3 separate regions of the Homo sapiens genome follow, and all the other regions are linked to region 1. Evidence: chromatin contacts called from ENCODE Hi-C or POLR2A ChIA-PET data. All regions are on one chromosome and are shown on one strand. The core of a region is the stretch at or near the end of the contact, and the rest is flanking DNA. Distances in the headings are between cores, read along the strand shown. Region 1 holds the start of SLC37A4 (solute carrier family 37 member 4). Region 2 holds the start of USP2 (ubiquitin specific peptidase 2). Region 3 overlaps USP2 (ubiquitin specific peptidase 2).

Region 1 (3,476 bases), core at 977-3,476:
ATATGGTGAAACTCTTGTCTCTACAAAAAATAGAAAAATTAACCGGGTTGGCTGGGTGCAGTTGTTCATGCCTGTAATCCCAGCACTTTGGGAGGCCAAGGGGGGCAGATCACCTGAAGTCAGGAGTTTGAGACCAGCCTGACCAACATGGAGAAACCCTACCCCTACTAAAATTACAAAATTAGCTGGGCATGGTGGGGCATGCCTGTAATCCCAGCTACTCGGGAGGCTGAGGCAGGAGAATCGCTTGAACCCCAGAGAAGGAGGTTGCAGTGAGCTGAGATCACTCCACTTCCAAAACAAAACGATAGGGCTGTTAATTTAGGTGGTGGTTACACGGGTATTAACATGTGTAAAAAATCACTGAGTTGTACATGTAAGATTCCTGCACTTTTTGTATTTTATTATGTGTATGTTAAATCTTAAAAATAAAAGCGGAGAAAAACCTGATGGCTTCCTACTCCTCTATTAGGTAAAGTAAGAATCTGCTCTGGTTTGGTTTCGGAGGAACTGTTTCCTGGTCCTTGGATCTACCTGGCTGAAAGCACAGTGCCTGGTACAAACTAGGCTCCTCCCCGATTTTGAATTAACGAAGTTCAGTGACATCGTCATCCTATTTTTTTTTTTTTTTTTTTGAGACAGGCTCTCGCTCTGTCACCCAGGCTGGAGTGCAGTGGCACGATCTCGGCTCACTGCAACCTCTGCTTCCCAGGTCCAAGAAATTCTCCTGCCTCAGCCTCCCCAGTAACTGGGATTACAGGCGTGTGCCACCAAGCCTGGCTAATTTTGGTATTTTTAGTAGAGACAGGGTTTCACCATGTTGGCCAGGCTGGTCTCGAACTCCTGACTTCAAGTGATCTGCCCGCCTTGGCCTCCCAATGTGCTGGGATTACAAGCATGAGCCATCGCGTCCGGCCTGTCATCCTATTTTATCTCATCTCCTCCTCCTCCCTTCCCTGACCATCTTCTCTGGAGTAAAAGATCTTTGCTCTCAATTTTGGAACACTTACAATTCCTTCAGCCACTCTTGTTAGGAAGATATAAGGGAAGAGAGCGAGAGACAGGAGGCAACTCAACGGCCAAACAGGTTTATTCACAGGAATAAGCCTGCAAGGAGTTCCAGTCAGGAGTCTGGCTGAGACCCTGATCGCTTACAAGCTGAGGCTTTTATAATATCGTTTCTATTGGGGAGAGGTCGGGAAGTGCTGGCTGATTGGGACTGTTGGGGACTTTGTTAGGCTATGTTACCTTCTGTTGAAGCTATGGGCAGGGTTAACATTTGCTCTGTTTCTGAGAACACAGTCATCATTGTTGTAAAATAGCATCACTACTGTTACTCCTCACAACTCTTAACTGGGATCAGTGAAAACCATTGTTGTTGAGAACTCTTATAGAATTTCTGAGCTCTTATCTAAATCATCTGTTGAGTCTTCACAATGATCTACCAGGCTGGTAGGAAACGGGAGCTCATAGAGATTAACCAAGGTCATACAGTTAGAATGCTGTGGGTCTAGGACTAGAATTTGATATTTACTCCAGGCCCCGTCTCTGTCCCCAACAATCTAACCACAAGTTAAAATTCCAAATTGTGGGCTGGGCGCGGTGGCTCACGCCTGTAATCCCAGCACTTTGGGAGGCCGAGGTGAGCGGATCACGAGGTCAGGAGATCGAGACCATCCTGGCAAACACGGTGAAACCCCGTCTCTACTAAAAATACAAAAAATTACCCGGGCGTGGTGGTGGGCGCCCGTAGTCCCAGCTACTCGGGAGGCTGAGGCAGGAGAATGGTGTGAACCCGGGAGGAGGAGCTTGCAGTGAGCCGAAATCGCGCCACTGCACTCCAGCCTGGGCGACTGAGCGAGACTGTTTCAAAAAAAAAAAAAAAGAAAAAAAGAAAATACTGTGTGTTCCTACAACACCTTTCCCAGACTGTGAGCAACTTGGGAACAATGATTATCACCTTAGTGTTCGGTGTGTTTTGTAGAGGAGGGCACTCACTAAAAACTGGTTTGTTGAATGCAACCACTTAAGAATTGGACATGCCGTGCCCAGCCCCTAAGGGGCGCTATGCTCGTTCGTCCAAGGAGCAGCGTGACCAGCGGGAGGGAGTAAGTCGACGTCCCCGGCATGTGGGGCGGGGAACTCCACTGGCCGGCAAGCGAAGCAGCAGGCGAAGACCACGCCCCCGCCGGCCGCGCTTGCGCAGCCTTCGCTAGCCCCGCCCCGTCCTATTCGGGCTCCCGCCTCTGTTCAGGTAGGAGGCGGTATGCGGGGGAGGGGAGTCACCTGAGGGCGGGGATCTCAGGTCTTGGGGAGCCATTGTTGGCGAACCCCAACTTCCGATACGACCCGGAGCTGTTCCTGCAGTTCCAGAGACAATTCATGGGTCTTGGGGCCACCGAGGCGCTGTCCCTGACCACCAGCACGAGACCCCTTTCTATCGCGCCAGTCCTGTGGTCTCCGCACCTCTCCAGCTCCTGCACCCCCGGCCCCCGTGGTTCCCAGCCGCACAGTAGCGTGTCCTGGGTAGCGTGAGGACCCACGGGGCTGGGCAGGTGCCACGAGCCCGCCGCCTCTTCGCCGCCCGCCGCCTCTCCTCCTCTCCCGCCCGCCGCCTGGCCCTCCCCTACCAGGCTGAGCCTCTGGGTGCCAGAAGCGCGGGGCCTCCGGGAGAATACGTGCGGTCGCCCGCTCCGCGTGCGCCTACGCCTTCTGCTCCAGTTGCTTTCCCAATTGAGCGGAAAAGCCGGGGCATGTTGCCGGGGCCCTGGGCGGGACGGTTGTGCCCTGCAGCCCGAAGCCCGCCGGGGCACCTTCCCGCCCACGAGCTGCCCAGTCCCTCTGCTTGCGGCCCCTGCCAACGTCCCACAGGTTGGAAACCAGACCCTGCAGCCCCCAGCTAGCCCGAAGGAAGCCCAGACTGACGTCGCAGGGTAATGGGGACCCAGAGGTAGCTCTGTGGGGCCCCATCAGGACCTCAGCCCTTAGCGGGGCTTTCTGTGTGACACCGTGGGACCTGAACTGGGGAGGTCCCCCTTGCACAGAATTACAAGGGGCAACTGTAGGAAACAATTAAATCTATTATGTGCTAAGTATTGAGAGTTCCACGGATTGAGGCCCTCTCTAGAAGGCTTAGAAGTGGGGTAGCCGGGGTATGTGTCTGACTTTGTGTTTTGGTGCGGTGGTGGTGAGTGGGTGTAGAAACTAATAGTGCCAAGTGCAGTGCCTGTCAACTAGTAAGTTAATAAACCTTCCGTGAATGAATGAGAAGGTTCTGTGACTGAGGGAGCAGGGCTAGAGAGGGCATCTCTGCTCATCCCACCCCTGCCTCCCCTGGGCTCAGGCAGACAAAAGTAATTAGGTTGAACCTTTAATCAAAGCTGGTTTCACAGGCAAGCAGACATGATAGAGGAGGTAAAGGCAGAAATCCTGGGGACACAGGGTGCTGGCCTGGCTCACAGGCATGCCTCCTTCCG
Region 2 (3,476 bases), core at 607-3,106, 350 kb before region 1:
ATGGCCTTGGGGACCTACAGGCTGGGTCCTTCTCTGACCTCTCTGATCGCGTCTCCCACTCTTTCCCTATCTTTCTCTCTCTTCACTCCAGCCACATTGACTTTGTTCTTCCTCGAAAGTGGCAGGTCGCTCCCACCTCAGGACCTTTACTTTTACTCTTCTCTCTGCCTAGAACATTCTTTCCCCACATTTATGTGTAGTTCACGCCTAGCCTCCCTCAGGTCACTTGAATGTTACCTTCTCCGAACGCACCTCCTCCTTGCTTGATGTGCCCCATAGCTCTTAGCATCATCTAACATATTACATATTCTACTTATTTAGTCCTGCTTCTACTAGAATGTAAGCTCCCTGAGGGCAGGGATTGTGCCTGTTTTGTTCCCTGCTATATCCCCAGTTTCTAGAAGAGTGACTGGCATGTCCAATATCCATCTGTAAAATGAAGTGATGGAATGAGGGCCCTAAGGAAATATAACATGGTGAAACCCCATCTCTACTAAATACAAAAAATTAGCTGGGGCCGGGTGCAGTGGCTCACACCTGTAATCCCAGCACTTTGGGGGTCTGAGGCTGGTGGATCACCTGAGGTCAGGAGTTCAAGACCAGCCTGACCAACACGGTGAAACCCTGTCTCTACTAAAAATTCAAAAATTAGCCAGGCGTGGTGGTGGGCTCCTGTAATCCCAGCTACTCGGGGGAGGCTGAGGCACAAGAATCACTTGAACCCGGGAGGAGGAGGTTGCAGTGAGCCGAGATTATGCCATTGCACTCCAGCCTGGACAACAGAGCAAGACTCTATAAAAAAAAAATCGGCCTGGCGTGGTGGCGCACGCCTGTAATCCCAGCTACTTGGGAGGCTGAGGCAGAATTGCTTGAACCTGGAGGTTGCAGTGAGCTGAGATCGCGCCATTGCACTCCAGCCTTGGCAACAAGAGCGACGACACTCCGTCTCAAAAAAACAAAAAACAAAAACAAAAACAAAACAAGAGTTGAAATCAAGAAGGGAATCGTGCCTTGGACAAGAACAGGGGTGCCTCTTTCACTGCTCCTGATAAGAATGGATTCAGACATGTTTGTAGGTAGAAATTTAAGAATTCCCCTCTTGATTGCGTCTGATTTCTCTGGGAAATAGAAGAGAAGGAAGGACTTGAGGAGAGTAGCGATGGAGAGAGAGATCTATGGTGAAGATGGGAGGAGTTAACGGCAGCTGCAAGGGTTGATGGAGCAGCTGAAGTTGAAAACCTGGATTCGCCTTGGTACCCAGCTACCTGGTTGTGCGATTTTCCTCATCAACATCGGGGGAGTCGGGAGAAGGTTACATAAAAGGAATGGGAGCAGCAAAAATTCAAGTTTTGTCTCGGCTTTTTCTTGAAAAGACCAAAGAGAATTCTTTCATTGACTCAGTGCCTCCGTTTACCCACTCAGGCATTCATCACTAATCACTGGTCCCATGAAAGTAAAATGAGCGGAGAGTGTCTTTGACAGCAGAGAAAAAGAGAAGAGGCTGAGGAACAGGACCTCCCCCAGCCCAGTGAGAAGGGGAGTGGGGGACGTTTAGCCTTCCCTAAAAACTGAAAGTTGATACGCCCCAGGGCTCAAGTTCCGAGCCTTCTCCCATGACGCCTCTTCTTTCCCAATACCTTCCAGCTGCCCCGTCGTGTGACATTCCAGTCCACCTCTGTTCCTGCTCCACCCGCTCCAAACTCGCGTGCTTTTCCTCCACGTGGTTCTCTGTGTATATCGGTTGCCTGGGTGGCCCCAGCCGGAGGCCGGGCTCTAATGACGCCACAGTAGGAACAAGCCAATAGCCGTGACGCGACTCAGTGACGCGAGACGCGGGGTGTGGCTCTGCCGGCCCAGGCGCGATGAGGCGGCTGCCCGCTGGGTGGCGCCGATTTCCCGGGGAGGTCCCTTCTGGGCCCCCGGCGGAGGTGGGAGAGAGTCAGGCAGGAGCCGAGGCCGGGGAGCCCTCTTCGTCAGCTGGTGCTCACTGCGCCGCGCCAGCGCCAGCCGGGACTCACCCGCAGCTCCATGCTTGTGCCCGGTTCGACTCGTCCATACTCCAAGAAGAGGCAGGTACGTGCCACCTGTCGGGGATCCGGGAGGGGGGATTCGGGGATCAGTGCCGGTTTGGAGCTCAGAAAGTAAGGTGTCCACGACATTCTGGGCAGAGTGGACACTAGAAATATAGGGAGAGAGCCGGCTGTGCAGGGACGCTCCAGCTGTGTCTGCCAGTTGTGTGAGGGCTGCCTGCTGACAGCCCAGGGTGCCAGGAAGAGCCAACTGTGTGCTGATCAGTGTATTCTAAGGAAATGCTGCTTTGGCGGGTCCTCCTCGCTGTGCCCCGTGTATATCGGTGGTATGTGGCCTGAGCGACACTGACAAACCCCCTCCCCACGTGTGCGTGCAGCTCACTCGCTGCTCTTAAAGCTCCCCGGTCAGTTTGCTAAAGGGGGTTAGGGGCGGGGGTTGGGCAACAATTAAGCGGAAGGGGAGATTTTCCACCAATCCCAAACCAGAAAGAGGCAGCTTTGAAATTCTCACCAGTCCCAAACCAGAAGCAGGCACGCGGTGCTCCGGAGAGAGCAACTTCTCAACAGTCAAGGGAAGCCCTAGCCAACCCATTCTAGCCCTTCCCTGAAGAGTGAACATCCTACCTCCTGACCTGGCTGCCTTTAGAATGGGACTGAGCTGGAGGTAGTGGTAGGGGCTGCTCACCTCCCCTGGAATGGGCATGAGAACATCCCCCAGATGGACCCCCGTAAAGCAGAGGAAAGGAGAGCTGATTGGGCTAAGGTCGAGGCAGGCCCCCTCCTTTGATGCTGTAGATGCATGTCAGACTGGAGTCAGAATGAGGACTGGAATGAGGGCGTCCTCTGAAGTGCATCATTAGGACCTGGGCTGAGTCAGTAGCCTGTGCTAAGACAGGGTGGAGGCACCAGGCTGGGTACTCCCAGTCCTCGGGGAGAGCCATCGAGAAACGTCCTGGGAGCAGACAAGTGCACCAAGGCCAGAGAGGCTAAGAACCCCGTTCCTTCCTCTTGTGACCCTGCCCAGCCCGGCTCTGTGGCCCTGGAATCCTGAGCCCTCCCACAGGTAGAGTGGAACCACCCCAGAGGGGCCAAGCATTCTCCTGGTGGCCTGGGGGAAGCTGCACTTGCCGTATTTTTCTAGGCAAAGGGGGAAGGAGCCCAGATGGGCTTGGCCTTTCTCTGCTTGGTGGACTGGACGTCTAGGAAGATGGCAAGCCTTGTTTGCCCTTCCCAGTTATGGGACATGGTCAGTTCAGAAAACCAAGGGACTGTTCTCTGGCATTAGAAAGGCACACTTCCGGCCGGGAGCAGTGGCTCAAAGTGCAGTAATCCCAGCACTTTGGGAGGCCAAGGCGGGCGGATCACAAGGTCAGGAAATCGAGACCATCCTGGCTAACACGGTGAAACCCCATCTCTACTAAAATTACAAAAAAATTAGCCGGGCGT
Region 3 (3,476 bases), core at 506-3,005, 330 kb before region 1:
GGCATGGTGGCTCATGCCTGTAAACCCAACACTTTGGGAGGCCAAGGCGGGTAGATCACCTGAGGTCAGGAGTTCAAGACCAGCCTGGCCAACATGGCAAAACCCCATCTCTACTAAAAATGCAAAAATTAGCCAGGCATGGTGGTGGGCACCTGTAATCCCAGCTACTTGGGAGGCTGAGGCAGGAGAATCACTGAACCCAGGAGGCAGAGGTTGTTGTGAGCTGAGATTGCACCACTGCACTTCAGCCTGGGGGACAGAGCAAAACTCCATCTCAAAAAAAAAAATAAAAGCTGCTGTGCAGAAGACCATGCTCTACTTCCTGTATTTCAGCATCTCATGGCCTTCTCTTCCCCAGATCTCTTTGTTGGGCAGCTAAAGAGCTCGCTGACGTGTACAGATTGTGGTTACTGTTCTACGGTCTTCGACCCCTTCTGGGACCTCTCACTGCCCATTGCTAAGGTATGCACCCCAGTTGCCCGCCTTGTTGAACTCCCTCTCCTGTCCTTTCATGTTGACCTCTGACCTTTGCTTTTTTCCCCTTCCCAGCGAGGTTATCCTGAGGTGACATTAATGGACTGCATGAGGCTCTTCACCAAAGAGGATGTGCTTGATGGAGATGAAAAGCCAGTAAGTCACCCTTCGGTAATAGCAAGAACAAATTTCCGTGGGACCTACTGGGAAGAGGCTGATACCAGCAGATCCAGTTGAGGAGTGACTGGATTGGGGCCCACTGACTTCCCCACAAGTTCTTTCTGTTTGTCTTGTCTCTCAGACATGCTGTCGCTGCCGAGGCAGAAAACGGTGTATAAAGAAGTTCTCCATCCAGAGGTTCCCAAAGATCTTGGTGCTCCGTATCCTTAAGATCCATCAGGGCTGGGACATGACTTTCAAGGGTGACTGATGACAAGGGGCCCATAGGTGAGGGGAACAGTCGGAAGAAACGGACCTTGTAGGCTTTCCTTTTGTTGTCTGCCCTTCTGCATTGGTTTGACTATCCTTGACTCACGTCAATGCCAGATCTGAAGCGGTTCTCAGAATCCAGGATCCGAACCAGCAAGCTCACAACATTTGTGAACTTCCCCCTAAGAGACCTGGACTTAAGAGAATTTGCCTCAGAAAACACCAGTGAGTATCTTTGAGTAGGCAGGGCAGAATGAAGACGCAGGTGTGCAAGGCCGGAGGGAGGGCAGGAGGAAGGGGAGCTGCCAGCACCAGCTACTGAGAGACCCAGAAGGAGAGGTTGGAGGGGGGAAGTCGGGGCAGGGGGGCCTCGGGGGCTTGACGGCTGCCTCCTCCTCAGACCATGCTGTTTACAACCTGTACGCTGTGTCCAATCACTCCGGAACCACCATGGGTGGCCACTATACAGCCTACTGTCGCAGTCCAGGGACAGGAGAATGGCACACTTTCAACGACTCCAGGTGAGAGCCAGGGCAGGGCCGGAGCCCCTGGCTGTAGCCACCCACTCTCCCCCCACTCCTCCACCCTCCCCCCAAACCCACCCCCCTCCCACCCCCCGCACGGCTTACACCGAGAATGGATGGCAAAGTTTAAGGCCACGAAGCCGCTGCCCGTGGGGAGGCTCCCTGAAAGGCAGGCCGGCCGGCCTCGGGGGCACAGAAAGAAGCCGGCGGGGGGTCTCCCGGTCCTGCCCGCTCCGGGCTGACTCCCCGCTCTCTCCGCAGCGTCACTCCCATGTCCTCCAGCCAAGTGCGCACCAGCGACGCCTACCTGCTCTTCTACGAACTGGCCAGCCCGCCCTCCCGAATGTAGCGCCAGGAGCCACGTCCCTTCTCCCTTCCCCGTGGTGGCCCCGCTCCCTAAATTTTTTAAAAAGACAAAAACAAAACAACAACAACAACACACAAACCTGACAAGAGAAAAACAAACCTGAAGCTGCCGAGCAGGAGTGGATGCAGCCTGATCAGGGTCTGGAGCAAGGAGCCGGGCTTTCCTGAGCTGTGGCCCGGCAGGGAAGATCGCCTGGACGTGGAGCCAGCATCGCCCCGTGCCCTCGGCGTTTGCATTTGTAAACTTGTGGTCTTCCTATGTGTCAGAAACAACTGTGTCTTGGGGGGGAAGACCCTCGCTGCGCCGCTTCCCGCCGCAGCGCCCGCGCCTCCGAGGGGACAGCGCCCTCTGGAGCTCGCTGGGAGCATCACCGCCTGGACGCCCGCGCCGCGGAGGAGCCGGCGCCCATCTCCACCCGCACGGCTCGCCGGTCCAGAGCCATGAGCCAAGAGCCCTCTTCACGCTGCTAACTCCAGGGGACAGACGAAGGGACATCTTTGGAAAACGCTGGTTTTGGTTTTTAAAAAGCCCAACTTTTTTTTTTTAATTTCCATAACTAAAGTGTTCAGACTGGAGTGCTCTCCTTCAGGCCTCTTCATAGCTGGGACGTTGCACTGGTCCTTTTATTGCTTTTCCAAGTACAACTTTCTAATGCTAGCCCTCCGTGGTGCTAGGTGGGCGTTGGCCAGGCCCCAAGCACAGCCACAGTAGACCTGGGATCTAAAACAAGTTTCTGTTTTGGGGGTTTGGGTTTTTTTTTTTTTTTTTTAATGTTTTGAATGGAATTTAGTTGCCTCCAAGAATTGTGCCTTATAGCATTTGGGGACCAGGGGGTAACTGCCCCTCCTGAAATATCCCTCAGCCTCTTCCCTTTTCCCCAGTGCTCTGTTCAAACCCGCCTGGGAAAGGGATCCTGCCCTTAGCCCTGGCTCGTTGTGCATTGCAGTGAGGCAAAGAAGAAAGCAGGTAGATTCCTTCCGACAGGGCATCAAGTTCTTCCCGCCCACGTCCTCTAGCCCACCCCTGGTCTGCTCCCCAGCTGTTTGAAGGATAGCACAAGCCCCTCGTCCCTAGAGCTTCTCTCCCTTTTATTTATTCTCTTAACATCCCTTTCCCCCTGGCCTTCCTGCCCCCGCCCCCTTCTCAGAGCCTCCTAGACAATAGGCCCTTTGGACCGAGTTTCTCAGGGATGCCCAGGCCACCCCTCAGCTCTTCTTAGCGCTGGTCTCCAGTCCTGCCCTGGGAGCTGGAGCCTGGGTATTTGGGGACATCTTGCCTCAGTTGTATGGTTCTTTCCTGTGGGCTCAATTTTGCCCTACATAGTTGGATAAAACTCTGTGCTGTCCTGGAGAGTAAAGCTGTTCACCCACACAGCTGGGCCCGGCTTGTGCCCCGTGGAGCCTGGCACATTCCAGGCTCCTAGGAGGAGGCATCAGAGAAAGACACCCTGAGTTTTACTGGCCTGACACCCTTCTCCAGAGAAGACCTGTGAACCTGAGCCCAAGGGCAAGTGTACACTTGTTTACTGTGTAAGCAAGAGTAGAAGAATGTCTAATGTACAGTGGAACCTTGTACAGAATAAATAATAGCTTTGAGAAATCAGTTGGCAGATGTTGGAATCTTGATTTGGGAGTGTTTGAATCTAGGAAGGGCTCCTAGTATATTAGGGGCCATCTATTTCA

Evidence for each region. A loop is a pair of places that touch in the nucleus more often than their neighbours do. ChIA-PET counts read pairs that join two places held with the same protein, here RNA polymerase II (POLR2A). Pooled maps may share reads with other maps.
Region 2: a loop to region 1 is called in a pooled map, with 8 times the contacts of the local background. The contact joins the promoter of USP2 here to the promoter of SLC37A4 in region 1. A Hi-C loop is called at or near these places in 7 of 50 pooled maps. POLR2A ChIA-PET finds 5 or more read pairs at or near these places in 3 of 52 experiments (Panc1, WTC11 and activated CD4-positive, alpha-beta T cell).
Region 3: a loop to region 1 is called in a pooled map, with 2.3 times the contacts of the local background. The contact joins the enhancer-like site here to the promoter of SLC37A4 in region 1. A Hi-C loop is called at or near these places in 1 of 50 pooled maps. POLR2A ChIA-PET finds 5 or more read pairs at or near these places in 5 of 52 experiments (GM10248, OCI-LY7, T-cell and 2 more).

What each region holds. Positions count from the first base shown.
Region 1 is chr11:119,029,627-119,033,102 of GRCh38, reverse strand. SLC37A4 (solute carrier family 37 member 4) reads left to right here and starts at 2,226. Exons shown (of 10, transcript NM_001467.6): 1 at 2,226-2,254. RefSeq lists a silencer at 2,612-2,771.
Region 2 is chr11:119,380,070-119,383,545 of GRCh38, reverse strand. USP2 (ubiquitin specific peptidase 2) reads left to right here and starts at 1,856. Exons shown (of 13, transcript NM_004205.5): 1 at 1,856-2,073. It overlaps USP2-AS1 (USP2 antisense RNA 1), which reads right to left and starts at 1,768. Exons shown (of 4, transcript NR_034160.1): 1 at 1,638-1,768. RefSeq lists an enhancer at 1,789-2,778.
Region 3 is chr11:119,355,135-119,358,610 of GRCh38, reverse strand. It overlaps USP2 (ubiquitin specific peptidase 2), which reads left to right. Exons shown (of 13, transcript NM_004205.5): 8 at 359-462; 9 at 550-630; 10 at 776-854; 11 at 1,021-1,128; 12 at 1,304-1,424; 13 at 1,689-3,396. The coding sequence ends at 1,776. Among named protein-coding and RNA genes, the nearest start is that of MFRP, 10 kb to the right of the region's middle. RefSeq lists an enhancer at 1-787. Within about 2 kb of position 1,755, at least 21 of the 41 ENCODE cell types and tissues checked have a DNase peak (open chromatin) inside an H3K27ac peak, as active enhancers do; they include endothelial cell of umbilical vein, where a contact is called at or near this core.